Linked DNA regions of Homo sapiens: all the other regions are linked to region 3. Evidence: chromatin contacts called from ENCODE Hi-C or POLR2A ChIA-PET data. All regions are on one chromosome and are shown on one strand. Each heading gives the region's core, a stretch centred on a gene start or an enhancer-like site at or near the end of the contact. The rest is flanking DNA. Distances are from core to core; before and after follow the strand shown.

Evidence for each region. Hi-C counts contacts between places; a loop is a spot of excess contacts on that map. ChIA-PET counts read pairs that join two places held with the same protein, here RNA polymerase II (POLR2A). Pooled maps may share reads with other maps.
Region 1: a map with no recorded cell type shows a loop between it and region 3 (10-fold over the local background). The contact joins the promoter of LYPD3 here to the promoter of CIC in region 3. A Hi-C loop is called at or near these places in 1 of 37 single-sample maps with no recorded cell type and 4 of 50 pooled maps. POLR2A ChIA-PET finds 5 or more read pairs at or near these places in 1 of 52 experiments (activated CD4-positive, alpha-beta T cell).
Region 2: a map of naive thymus-derived CD4-positive, alpha-beta T cell shows a loop between it and region 3 (18-fold over the local background). The contact joins the promoter of SERTAD3-AS1 here to the promoter of CIC in region 3. A Hi-C loop is called at or near these places in 1 of 168 maps with a recorded cell type or tissue (naive thymus-derived CD4-positive, alpha-beta T cell), 1 of 37 single-sample maps with no recorded cell type and 11 of 50 pooled maps.

What each region holds. Positions count from the first base shown.
Region 1 is chr19:43,462,484-43,466,951 of GRCh38, forward strand. LYPD3 (LY6/PLAUR domain containing 3) reads right to left here and starts at 3,125. Exons shown (of 5, transcript NM_014400.3): 1 at 3,010-3,125; 2 at 1,842-1,973; 3 at 1,116-1,286; 4 at 643-804. The coding sequence starts at 3,088. RefSeq lists enhancers at 654-713, 744-793, 1,346-1,877 and a silencer at 944-1,103.
Region 2 is chr19:40,442,024-40,446,325 of GRCh38, forward strand. It overlaps SERTAD3-AS1 (SERTAD3 antisense RNA 1), which reads left to right and starts at 2,494. Exons shown (of 2, transcript NR_187496.1): 1 at 2,494-2,605; 2 at 2,867-3,240. It overlaps SERTAD3 (SERTA domain containing 3), which reads right to left and starts at 2,312. Exons shown (of 2, transcript NM_203344.3): 1 at 2,192-2,312; 2 at 1-63. The coding sequence starts at 57. RefSeq lists silencers at 1,159-1,538, 2,004-2,063, 2,244-2,563, 2,624-2,843.
Region 3 is chr19:42,267,489-42,271,868 of GRCh38, forward strand. CIC (capicua transcriptional repressor) reads left to right here and starts at 1,764. Exons shown (of 21, transcript NM_001386298.1): 1 at 1,764-1,893; 2 at 4,286-4,380. The coding sequence starts at 4,296. RefSeq lists enhancers at 754-1,263, 3,423-3,472.

The DNA of each region.
Region 1 (4,468 bases), core at 1,875-4,374, 1.2 Mb after region 3:
GACCCCACTGTTACCAAAAATAAAAGGAACCAGTCGTGGCGGTGCACCCTGTAGTCCCAGCTACTTGGGAGGCTGAGGCGGGAGGACTGCTTGAGCCCAAGAGGTAGAGGCTGCAGTGAGCTATGATTGCGCCACTACACTCCAGGCTAGGCGATAGAGCAAGATGCTGTCTTTAAAAAAAAATAGTAATAATAAAATAAAAAAGAACTACATCTTCCATAGCATAACTGGCAGGGGATGGGATTTGAAGAACTTCATTTTCCATGGTTACATTTCTCAATAGTCTGGGACAGGCGGGGGACCCCTTGAGTTTTAAGGGCTAAGAACTAGAGATTCCCCGCAGTGCCTGGGCAGAAGCTTAGAGGCTTAAATACCTCTTAAGTACCTGGCAGCCCTCTATGGAAATGCATTTCCCTCCAAAACACTCTGGGACAAAGCATCACTATCCCCACACTATTAATATGTTGGGGGAAGGGACTGCATTTTCCATGATGCCCTACGATACAAGCACCTAGGCCCCACGATTCCCAGAATGCGTCGCAGGTTAAGGAAACGCTTTGGGTAAAGGGCTCCCTACCGCCCAGGGTGCTTCAGAAGGGCTACCACAACTCCCGTAGGTCCCGTGCTCCGGGGCTCCCTCACCTGCCGTCAAGGTGACGTTGCCGTCGAAGCAGCCCTTGTAGACATGATCGCTGGCGTTGTAGCAGCTCACGACCGGCGGCGATGTACCCTGGCACGCCTCCCGGCTCAGGCCCACACAGCTGTAGCACTCCACGCCGTTGGGCGGGTATGCACTCTCATTACCTGCGAGGGGAGCCGAGAGGAAGAAAAGGTGTCGAAAGGGTTCGGGAACCGCAGCTCGTCCTCTAGCCCCGCCCCTAAGGCCTGGCCCCGGCACTATCGATGACCCCGCCTACTAGTAGCCCCGCCCCAGCGCGCAACCTCGCGGCGCCTACAGCCAGAAAGTCCCTCCTGCTGCCTCTTGGCCCCGCCCCAGAGTGTGACCCCACCCCCAGCCCAGGTCGAGTACTCCCGCCTCTGCCACGGCTCCACCTCTATCTTGGCAGGCCCGAATGTGGCTCCGCCCCCGCAGCTACGGCCCGGCCCCCACGGACCTGCCGGGTCGAGCGCCCGCGAGGTGAGGTTGAGCTTGGCGTTGCAGCGATCCTGAGCGCATTGCTGCAGCTGGATGAACGCCAGAAGCCCGTGAAGATCCAGGCCGCGGTCATTCTTGCCGGGGAGTCCCGAACCGCAACCCCGCACTGCCAGCGAGAATTGTCCGTGGACTAGGGAGAGGGACAAGGGCGGGATTAGCTGTGGGCGTGGTCTCAGATGGGGCGTGGCCCAGAGTTGGGTAGGGTCTGGGAGGGGCGGGGCCTCAAATAGGCCAACACCACAGGACCGACAGGCAGGAATTGGCGGATGGACGCCCCCAAAGAGCCGCTCAGAGCGGAAAGAACGACCGAAGCAGGGAGGAGCGGGGTCACGGAACGGGGGCGGAACCTCAAAGAGCTGAGTCGGAGGAGACAGCCTGGTTGACAGGCAGGGATGGGGAGGTCTCATTGGTGGAGCAGAAAAAGTGCATAGGACGTGACCTCGTTCCAAACCCGAGCTCTCCCCGTCCGCCCCACCCAGTTCTCAACTCTCTGCTCCTCGCGCTTGTAATTGTTAATAGAGAAGGCCTGGCCTGCAAGGCTGTGTCGTAGGGTCCCGGCCAGGCTGAAAGGGAGGGGTGGGGCCGCGTTAAAGGGGCGTGGCCAGATCCAGAAAGGACTATAAGGAGGCGGGGCTGGGCCGGAGGAGCCTGCAGTGGTGTGCGTGGCCCGGGGGTCCCCACTCACTGGTCTCCACCGCCCCCACGGCCTCGGTGCAGACGTCCACGCCCGGCGCGCACTTCACTGTCTTCATCTTGTTCGGGGAGCATCCGTCATCTGCTTTCTGCACGCAGCTGTAGCACTCCAGGGCCTGCGCTCCTGGGGGAGCGGAGCCGAATAGACCTGAGCCCTCCTTGCTAAAGCGTCCACCCCCAAGGAGAAATAGTCCTTCCCATGCCCTCTGTCCCGGGATTAGACAGTCTTATTGCACACACTTTTCCAGGGCAGGAGTAGGGAAAAGCTTTCCACAAATCTGGAAGCACGGGAATCACTGGACCCTTTTCCTTCACACCCACTATGCCAACTGTGGGCACATCCTTCCGACAGCCCTGTATGCCCACTGTAGGCGATCCCCGCCATGAAGCCCCTCATCCCGGGGTAGGAAGGATACCTCCTCACGGTTTTCTGCTCAGAATGAGAGAACTTTTCCCACAGTGTGTGGGAGAACTTTTCCCACAGTAGACTGTGCTCAGTGAGGGATCCCTTCCCACAGCCCCCTTCTGCTCAAATGAGAGAACACTACCCACAGCTTCTCTGCCCAGGACAGGGAACACTTTTTTCTTTTTTTCTTTTTTTCTTTTTTTTTTTTTTGAGACGGAGTCTCGCTCTGTCGCCAGGCTGGAGTGCAGTGGCGCAATCTCGGCTCACTGCAACCTCCCCTCCTGGATTCAAACGATTCTCCTGCCTCAGCCTCCCGAGTAGCTGGGACTACAGGCTCGCGCTACCGCGCCCAGCTAATTTTTGTATTTTTAGTAGAGACAGGGTTTCACCATGTTGGCCAGGCTGGTCTCGATCGTTTGACCTCATGATCCGCCTGCCTCGGCCTCCCAAAGTGCTGAGATTACAGGCATGAACCACCGCGCCCGGCCTAGGAACAGGGGACTTCTTTCTGCAGCTTCAGGATAGGAAAATTTTGCCCACAGCTCCCCTTGTCCGTGGTGGGGAACCCTTCCTACGGCCCATGGTGGAGGACCCTTCCCTCTGCCTCCCTTGCTTAGGATGGGGGAACTTTGCCCACAGTGCCCTCTGCTTATGTGGGGATCCTTCCCACAGCCTTCTCTGTACGGGGCCAGAGGAGCCTCCTCCCTAAGAGCCCCCACTCTACCCCCTCCACCTCTCCGGGCAGCAGACCCACCTCCGCGAAGCAGCAGCAGCAGCAGCCAGCCTGCAGTCCAGATCATGGCCTGGGCACCTGCTTTCCTGGCGGGGTCCATGGCTCCGTCCTGCTCCCTTGGCGTCCCCCCTGGATGTGCCGCCTCCGAGCTCGGGCCCTCTTACCTGAGCCCAGGATGAGTAACCTCGCCCCAGGCAACCCCAGCCTTGCCCAACCGGGCCAACTCAGCGTCGGCTGTGGGGCGGGGCCCCGCCCCTAGGCGCGTCATCCAAGGGAGAGCGGTCCCTGCCCTGTGAAGTTGCCAAGGAGGGAAAGGGTGGGAGCTGAGGTTCCCTGACAGCTCGCGGGAGAAAGTCTGTGTGTGTTTGGAGTGGGAGAGTAGTGGGGCTTAAAGACAGGCTGGGGCTACTCGACATTCAGTGTTCGGTAACTGTTAAATGAGCATCTACAGTGTGCCCGGCTTTGGTCTAGGTAATGCTGGAGATGAAGACAGAACCAGTGCCTGTCCTGGCAGAGCTCACAGTCTGATGGGGGAGACAGATGCTAATCAAATAATCGTACAAATTGGTGTTTACCAAAGAGACTAAGACACTGAAGGAAAAAGTGTAGTGATACAAGGAGATGTGCAGTCTAGAAGTGGGGGCTGGTCGGTGAGGGCTTCCTTGAGGTTATCTGAGATGCAACCTCAAGGGCATGCAGGATGTAGCCAGCTAGAGCAGGTCAAGAGAGGGACACAGCCCTTTACAAGCAGAGGGAACAGCACGTGGGAGCACCTGGAGGTAGGAGGTAGGATGGACCATTCAAACATGGAAAGGAGAGCAGTGCTCCTGAGCTCAGAAGTCCATGAGAGAAGGGCAGGAACTGAGATGAAAGAGTCAGGCAGAGGCCGAGACACTCAGGGCATCAGAGGCCCCGACAAGAGATTTGGATTAATTTTGAGAATAGTAGAGAACCTTTAAGAGGGTCTAAATGAGCTGGAGGACATAATAGATTTGCTTCCTAATATGATCAACCTGAGAAATAGTGCAGCTAGCCATCAAGAAGTAAATGGAGGCCGGGCGCGGTGGCTCATGCCTGTAATCCCAGCAATTTGGGAGGCCGAGCTGGGTGGATCACTTGAGATCAGGAGTTTGAGACCAGCCTGGGCAACATGGCGAAACCTCATCTCTATTAAAAAAAAATAATAAATTTAAAAAAATTAGCCAGGTGCAGTGGCGTGCACCTGCTGTCCCAGCTACTCGGAAGGGTAGGGCAGGAGAATCACTTGAGCCCAGGAGGTGGAGGTTGCAGTGAGCTGAGATCACGCCACTGCACTCCAGCCTGGGCAACAGAGTGAGACCCTGTCTCAAAAAAAAAAATTTAAAAATTTAAAAATTAAAAAAAAGTAAATGGATCTGAGAGTAGGATATATGATTTTAAAAAAGGAAAAAGAAAAAGAAGTGAATGGCAAAAGAGAGTGGTTGGTTCGGCCAATGGAATA
Region 2 (4,302 bases), core at 1,244-3,743, 1.8 Mb before region 3:
CCACCTCTCCTCCTCCTCTTCCAAATCAGAGTGTTTCCTCTTCAAGCCTCCCACCATGATGCCCTGTAGAGAGAAGAGGCGCATAGGGGAAGGTCAGACACCAGACACCGTAGTGCTGGCTCATATCCCACTTTCTCAGGCCTATTGAGTTGTTAGTGATTTTTAATCATCGGAATCTCAGTTTACTGATGTATAAAATGAAGGCTGTCTGAATCCTACAAGTTTAAGAAGGTGAGTACATATACGATTAAGAAAATAAGATCTGGCGTTACGTACAGCTAGATTTAAATCTCACTTACTTGCCTGTTGTGGCCTCAAACAGTGAATTTACATCCATGAGAATCAATTTCCTCATCTGCCAAGTACGGATCCTAACTCAAGTTCCTCTAAGCCTTAAAACTGTTCTTCCACAATATTAATTTCTTCAAACATGGAGCACGAAAGACAAGTGTGGAGCACAGAGACCTGGATTGGAAGTAGGGAACCCCAAATCTGAATTCTGTATTGGAAACTGCTCAGCTGCGTGATCATGGGAAGTGATCTGAATGAGTCAATTCTCAGGGCCTCAGTTTCCTCATCTGTAAAATAGGGACTGTAAAAAAATACTTCTCACCACCTCTGTCAAGGAGATGCCACGTATCTATAGGGCCCACCACACCGGAAGTGCTTAATGAACAAGAGTTGTGTTTGTTTTTTGTTAGAGACAGGGTCTCGCTCTGTCGCCCAGGGCTGAGTGCAGCAGCGCTATCACAGCTCACTGCAGTCTCGAAGTCCTGGGCTCAAGCGATCCTCCCGCCTCAGCTTCCTGAGTAGCTGGGATTACCACCACACCCGGCCTCGATCAAGAGTTAATTGCCAGTTATTCGCTCAACAGATTTACTGAGTGCCTACTATATTCGAAATCTCCTGGAGCCCTGTTGGGGAACCTATGTTGAGATTCTTCTTCAACAGTCGGGATATTTCTATGTCCTCTTCCTTAACCGACTGGGAGCGCTCCCAAGAGTAGGAAAGGGGCCTGTCTCATTCCCTCTGCCCACGCTTTCAGATTCCCCCAAAGCGCGCCCCATAGGAAAACTTGCTAGAACTCAGCTCAGACCAAGCCCCGCCCCCTCGGAGGTCCCACTCAATCAGACCGCGACACTGTAAGGCCCCGCCCCCCCATGGGTCCTTACAGAGCATCCAGGAACGCCCCAATTTGGCCCAGGGGCTTCTGGGAAACGGGGGCCAACAGCCGCCAGGTACACGAATTGACGTCGAGCACGCACTACAATCCCCAGAGGGCTCCGCCCGTCCAGGGGACGAGCCACCCCCCTCACCCCGCTCTCCCTCAGGGCATGCGCACAGGGGCACAGGCGGGTGGGGGAAGGGAACCTGGACGTCCAGCTGCCGGCGCCTGCCGAGCCCCGCCCTCCATTGCCTCCGGGGCCGCGAGTCTGAGCTCCAGGCCCGGAACACCCCTCCCCCACCCCAGACTCCGGCTCTAAATTTGCTTTCTCCCGGTCCCTCTGTTCCTTGAAAGTCCGCGATTCTCCTTCCAAACTGCCCTTGGATCCAGAGACCCAGATCCGAACACATCGCTCAAAGACGACAATGCTCCGATCTAGTTCGGGAGACTACGTATCCTAATTCTGATACTTCCTCCCACTTCTCCTAGTCTCCTGACTTTCAAACGCCCCTGGACTTCACCTCCAAACTCGCTGTCCGGCTCCAAGACCCGAACATTGAACTCTTCCCGGCAACCTCCTTCCCCCGCCAGTGCGTCTTGGAGTCCCAAGAATCCTTGACCCTAGTTCTCTCGCTTCTCCAAATACTCAGAATCTCAGCTCCGTACCTCTCACACCTTTTCCAGAACACGATAAAGCCCCGAATTCAACCCGTCCGGAAGACCCAAGTGGAATCGAATCTCCAGGTTCCCTGTCTCAAAAGTTCCTCCCCTCTGTTCTCTCGCTTCTCCAAAAGCCCAACGTCCCAGCTTCAAACTCCCTCCACTTGAAAATACTGCCCCAACAACCTCGCCTCCCCTCCTGGGTCTTGAACTCAGTCTCAGGTCCCCAGACCCTCCCTATCATCACCCTGAATCTGAGGCCCCCTCCCCCGGTCCCACCCAGACCCCGCCTCCGCAAGTCCCCGGGGCGCGCTTCTCTCTCCCCCAGCCTAAGGTAAATTCCCAAGCCAGGCGACCACTCCTCACCGCAGCTGCCAGGTTCGCCACGACCACCTCCTGGAACGCCCACAGCGTTGCGACCCGCCAGTGCCAGGACCCACCAGTGACCGGTTGGAGCCTCGCTCACCTCGGCGGGGCCTCTCCGTCTGGCCTCTGGCCCACCAGCCCCGCCCCGGAGCCGAGCCGCGAGCCGCGATTGGCTGGAGTCCCGCCCGCCGCGGGGCGTCGATTGGCTGGGCGGAGCCATCCGCCCGTGCCCCGAGACGCCGGATCCGCCCACCCCTCCCTAGCGCCCCGGGCCATTTAAAGAAGTGCAACTGGCAGGGGGCGGGGCAGCGACTCCGGGGTGGAGGGCGGCCGGTCCAACAGAACCGCTTCCTTCCACTCAGCTACAGTCCTCGCTCCAAGATCGTCACCATTGCTCCCTGCGGTTCCTTTATGGTAGGCCTGGACTCCACCGTGGAGCCAGAGGGGCTGGCATGCCCCTCCCCAAGTCGCTGTGCAGGCGGGCGGGGCCGAGCAACCGGAGGAGGCCGCGCCCCCGGGGTTCCGAGGGAGGACGCTGGGGCGCGGGGGATGACGTAGCGGAAGACCAGCCAATAGAGTGGCGCGGCCCGCGTTGCCTAGGCGATCGTAGCCTCGCCCCCTTGCTGCCCCTCCCGCCCCCTATACGTTACCGCGCGGCCCCTTCTTAATCCTCAGGTTTTCTCAGCACGTCCTCTGGTGGTCCCACCTGGGTCTTCTGACACCCTCTTTCCTTCCCCGCTCCATCAAGATGACTCCTCTGCTACTGTTCATGGCTTCCTACCCACCCCGAATACAAACTTCAAACTCCTTCCTTTTGCCACAAAGCCCCTCACGACCTTGCTTGATGCGTTCTCCTGGTTCTCTCCGATCCTGCCCCATTGAGTCACTTCCAGTTTTTCTAAAATGGCTTCAAGCTCCCATTCACCCCATCAGGAAAACGAAAGGATTTTCTCTGTTTGTTTTCTTCCCTGCTTTACCCCAGTGTCTACAACAATGCCAGGTACATAATAAGTTCGCAAACATGACAATAAAAGGCCTCTGGATCTTTATTATTAATATTATTTTTTGCCGGGCGCAGTGGCGCACGCCTGTAATCCCAGCACTTTGGGAGGCGGAGGCGGGCAGATCACTTGAGGTCAGGAGTTTGAGACCAGCCTGGCCAACAATGGTGAAACCCCGTCTCTACTAAAAATACAAAAATTAGCTGGGCGTGGTGGCGCACGCTTGTAATCTCAGCCACTTGGGAGGCTGAGGCAGGAGAATCGCTTGAACCTGGGAGGTTGAGGTTGCAGTGAAGGCGAGATCGTGCCACTGCACTCCAGCCTGGGTGACAGAGAGATGGGGGAGGGGGGAGGGGGGTTTTCTTGTGTTGCCCAGGTTGGTTTTGAACTCCTGGCCTCAAGCAATCTTCTCGCCTCTGGATATTTAAACTTGTTTCCTCATCCTCAAAATATACCCTCAATTCCCAGGCTGCTTCTCAGAACACATTTCAAAGGTTTCCTCCTCTCCGAAGCCCTCCCTGGCAGTCCAGGTTGGGTTAGGATCCATTCTAGGATTCCATGGCCTCCTGTGCCGCCATCCCAGTCCTGGACTGTCAGTTACTATATGGACTGAGGAACGCCCCGCCGAGGGCAGGTACCAAGGATATCTCTGTCAACCACCTCTTGGTCTGCAGGATCACCTAGCACAGGGCTGGACACGTAGCAGGTCCCAGTGAAAGTTTGCTAAATGCTCAGGAATGTGACAGAAAAATAAGGCAGAAAGAAGACACTGCTAGTGTCCTGAAAGCCCACACCCGTAATGCTCCGCCCCTACAACGAGTTTCCCTAAGGGGAGGAGGCAGTTTTCTCCAGGCCACCTCTGGGAAGGGAGGTTTAAGCCTCCTCAGACCAGTTCTTGCCGGTTGGAGTTTGTCAACCAAGTCATCCTGATGTTTGCAGGATAAATGGGAGGGGAATAGGTAGGTGGGTGGTGTGGGTTGGAGGTAGGGAGAGAGAAGTGTCTTAGCTCACCCAGGCCTAGGGAAGGTGTCCCTGGGAAAAAAAGAAAGGGACAGTAGGTTCCAAAAAAGGACATAATTAGGAAGGAGCAATTCTTCCCCTTCCTCCTCC
Region 3 (4,380 bases), core at 514-3,013:
CAACAGTGTAGGTTATAAGATTCCTTCCGAGTGTGAACTCCTCGTGGACAGTGAATTTCCCCCAATCTCAACACAAATAATTTGTGAACAGTGGGACTTTCTCATAGATGTGAATATCCTTCATATTCCATGAACCCCATTGGACAACTAATATTTCTTCTATGCTATGAACTAGCTCTATGCCCTAGCACATTCTTTCACACGTAGTTTGAGTGTTTCATGGACAGTATGACTTGCAATAGACTGGATGCAGTTTCCTCACAAGTGGTGTGAATTCCAGTGTGGAATCTGAACCTGTCACAGGCAAAAGAAAGCCTCCCTGCGGCCAGCGTACCCATATTGCTTCCCATTAGCCTCGGACCAGGGCGAATACAAAGTGGAGGGCATAGATGCATTGCAGACAGGTTCACCATCTGGTTGTAAACCCGTATCTGGGCAGCAGGCATCTACTACAAACAGGGCATCTCCCTGTCCTCCTCCACTCCAGTGTGATACCCTCCTACCCCTGGGATCTTTAAAAATCTGCCTCTGTCAGGGGCGTACACCCACAAAGTGTAGCTCTCCACGTAATGCAGTGCGAAGCCCCAAGAAGCGCTGCATTTCGTCATCTCGGCCCCCTGCCCCAATGCCTAGTGGGCTGTCAAACTGCGCTGTCCTAAATGTCAAACTCTTGGAGGAGGTGACCTGTCCCCCGGGCCCCAGGCCGCGCGCGTTGCCTATACTGCAGCGCGCGACACCCCACAAGCGCGCGTTCTCTCCCCTCCCGGTGGCAACAGGGCTTTCCGCGGGGCCGCGCCAGACTTTTCGAGACCGTCAATTGGTCGTAGTCCCGGCCACCCGGCAGCCAATCAACAAGGGGAAAGGTGACATCACTGGTTCTCCTCCCCTCCCCCAATCCAAACTTCCCTACTCCGTCTACCGGCAGCAACAACCACGTGGGGGAGGGGTAAGAGAGTAGAACCGGTGAGGTCATTGCACCGCCCCGGCCGCTGCTGATTGGCTGCGGGGCTCGCGGGTGGCGGTTGGCTGCTCCTTGCACCTCCCCCTCGTGCCGCTACCGCTGCCACTGAGAGGAGCCACCGGCGACGCCAGAGCCAGGAATACGGGTGAGTCGGGGCCCTGGGTCTAAGATACTCCTGGCGTCCAGTGAGACTCACGACGAACTGCCCTTTTCGACTTTTTCTCCTCGCCGGGTTTCTTTGGTGCTCCAAGCACTCTGTCACATGGGAGTTGTAGTCTGCCTTGTACTGTCGGCTATGGGCCGAAGACGTGAGAAGACTACGGTTCCCAGCAGGAACTGCGACTAGCCGGTCAACAAACGTTCGGGCCACGCCTTCTACCTCCGTTCATTGGACAACCCGTCCCTTAGCCCCTCCTCCTTTCATTTCATTGGCTACTGTCCCTCACAGAGGCTGGGTTCCGGCCTAGGCTGCATGGCGACTGGGTACTGTATTTGTCATTTGGAACTAAGACGGCCTGCAATTGGACACGACTGGTGTCCTTCACTTGTTGTAGGGTAGGGCCCTAGGCAGATCAGGCAGTCGTAGGCTCAGGTTGGTGTCGGTCCCGGAGGGAGGCCGGTCTTGGACTTTGGCCCCGCCCCCTAGCGCTGCCCGATGGGCCCAATTGGTCGCCGCGAGCGTCGCTCGTCGTCGAGAGGCGGAGCCGACCAGTCTGCGGATATCTATTGGTCTAGGCTGGCGCCGGTCAGTGGGGTTGTGATCGCTGATTGGCTGGCTGCTCCAGCTGTTGCAGGTCCATTCACCATTTTGTGTGTTGGAGTAAAAAAAAAAGGGAGAATCGAGAGGGAGAGCCGGAGGGGGGGCGGGGAGGGACCGGACCGGACCGAGCCGGGGCCACGGCCCCCCGCCCCGAAACCCCGCCGAGCCCAAGGTGAGGGGCGGGGCCAGGGCTGACACAGGAAAGGGGGGTCCGGGGGGCTGGGGGCCGAGAGGGGACAGGTGGCAGGGACGGGGAGGGGGTACAGGGGGAAAGGGGTGGGCGGAATGGTGGGAAGGGAGGAGGGAGTGGAGGAAGTGGTGGGGGTTTGACAGAAAAAGGGTAACTGGGGGAGGGGGTGGTGGGCAAAGAAGGGTAACAGGAATGGAGGGGTGACAGGACTAGATCAGGGTGACAGGGAGAGGGAGGGGACAGAGTTGGAGAGTGTGACAAGGAGAGGTGATGGGGAGAGAAGGTGACAGGTCCGGAGATGGCTGACAGGACAGTGACTGGGAGGAATAGGTGACAGAGATAAATGGGGGTGACAAGGAGGGGGTGACAGGAGGGGGCCTAGGGCATTTTAACCGAGAGGTAGAGATAGAGGTAGTGACAGGATGAGAGAGAGAGTGTCAGAGAAGCTGGTGCCAGGAGGGCTAATGGGAACAGAGGGTATGAGACCCCAAAGAGCCAGGGCCTGGGCTGGCCTGGGCTCCGGGAGTTACTACTCAGATCTGAGGAAGGTGAGGGCCCCCGGGGCTTGGGTGGGAGTTATTCAGACAGGGTGGACAGGAAGAGAGTAGGCCCTAGGGGAAAGAAAGCAGCTCTGGGGCGAAGAGAGGCTGGGCCAGGCAGCAAGGTCTAGGGGTCCAGGCGGCATAGTTGTAGGCCCTGGGTGGGGTATGCAAAGGTTTGTGCTTGGAAAAAACTGGAGCCAGATCTCAGTCCCCAACATGGTAGTCTAGTGGGTCAGCGGGTATTAGGTGGTGATGGCTGCCCAACTTCTGGGCATTTGGGTGCCAGCCCCGGGACGCCCTCCAGGCTCTGCCTGTGAGGACCCCAGGATTGGCCCAAGAAAGGGCAGGCCTGGGACTCCAGGGTCCACAGGAGGAGCAGGCCCCTAGTGAGAGAGCATGAGGTCAAGGGTCCCCCAGTAGCTGGAAGACTGAGTCGGGGTTGCCTCTCATTGTGTTTGGCTTATGGTTCTGGGTCCCCCAACCCTCCTAGAGGCCTCTGTTTTGGCCTCTCAGGTTCTCTTAGTCACTTCAGAGTAAAGTTTTTTCCCCTTTTCTTTTCTCAGGGCAGCTCGAAAGGGGGCGGGCAGTAATGACTGTTCAGGAAGTGGGTGAGGTTGGCCTGTTGGGCTTGTCCTGCTTTCTTTGACCTTATCCCACCTATCCCCACTTGGAGTTGGAGGGCATATTTGGGGGCCTGCGGGGGGCTAGCCGACTCAGCCACCCTGCCAGAGCCAGCCCAGCCAGGGCGGGGATGCATGCAGGCAAGAAGAGGGGGGCTGGGCTTGCGGGTATCACGCTGGGTGCTGTGGGGGGAGGAGCAGGCTCCCATCCAGTGGGACAGAGAAACCCTGGGGTGTAGCTCTGTGTCCCACTGTGTGATGACGTGTGCGTGCTTCTGTGCGTGTGTGTGTGTTTGTGCGCGTGCGTGTGCTCATGCACGGCCCCGTGGCAGTGCTGGGTATGAGCTCTTGCCCCAGACATGCCCCTGCCTGCTCCCTGCCAGGATCTGGGGAGATGGCTGTACCTGGCAGCCCTAGGGTGCAGAGCAGAGTGGGCAGCCGTCCCTCGGGACTCTCAGCTGCCCACTTCTTCCCACAGTGCCTGGCCATGCCAGGCTGCCCAGAGGGGCAGAGGGAGGGTGGGGGGGTGGAGAAAGGCTCATATCACAGCCCAGTCACCACCCTTTTTGTGACTTGGTACTTGTGCATGTGTGTGTGTGTCTGAGTGCATGTACTCTCTGCATGGTGACAGTGCGAGTAAATGTGCCCTCTGGATCATGTGACAGGCAGCACACTGAAATGGTCAGGAGCACGGACTCTGGAGCCAGAGAGCCTGGGTTCAGACCCTAGCACTGCTGTTTCCCACCTGGATGATCTTGGACAAGTTGTCTCATCTTTTTGTGGCTCAGTTTCCTCAGGTGTGAAATGAGGCCGATAGTAGCACCTGCTTTTAGGGCTGTTGTGAGGATGAAACAGGTTAATAAAGGCAAGCTTAGCATGGAGTTCAGGACACAGGGAGTGCTCCATAGGTGTGAACTGTTAGTGCTTTTGATGTCCCCTTGGGGCATTCAGAGCATGTGCTCTGTGTCCTTTGCAGAGCCAGCAGGTGTCTGTTCCCCAAGGAGCCAGAGTGTGTATACTCAGGGGACTCAGGTGCTCACCTGTGCCTGGTGCTGACTGAGGTATCACATGAGTTGACAGCAGCCAGAGAGGAGGCCTTGGGGATGGTGGGATGGAGACAGTAGACTCAGCAAGTGGGAAATCTTAGGGTACACTGGCTCTGGAGAGGTTCCTGAGTTGCTCCGCGTAATCCTCCGCTCTCCCACCCTGCAGGTGGACAAAAATGAAGCCAATGAAGAAGGCATGCACTGGCCTTTCAGGTCCTGGCAGTGGCAGCAAGTCCCCCCCAGCCACCAGGGCCAAGGCTC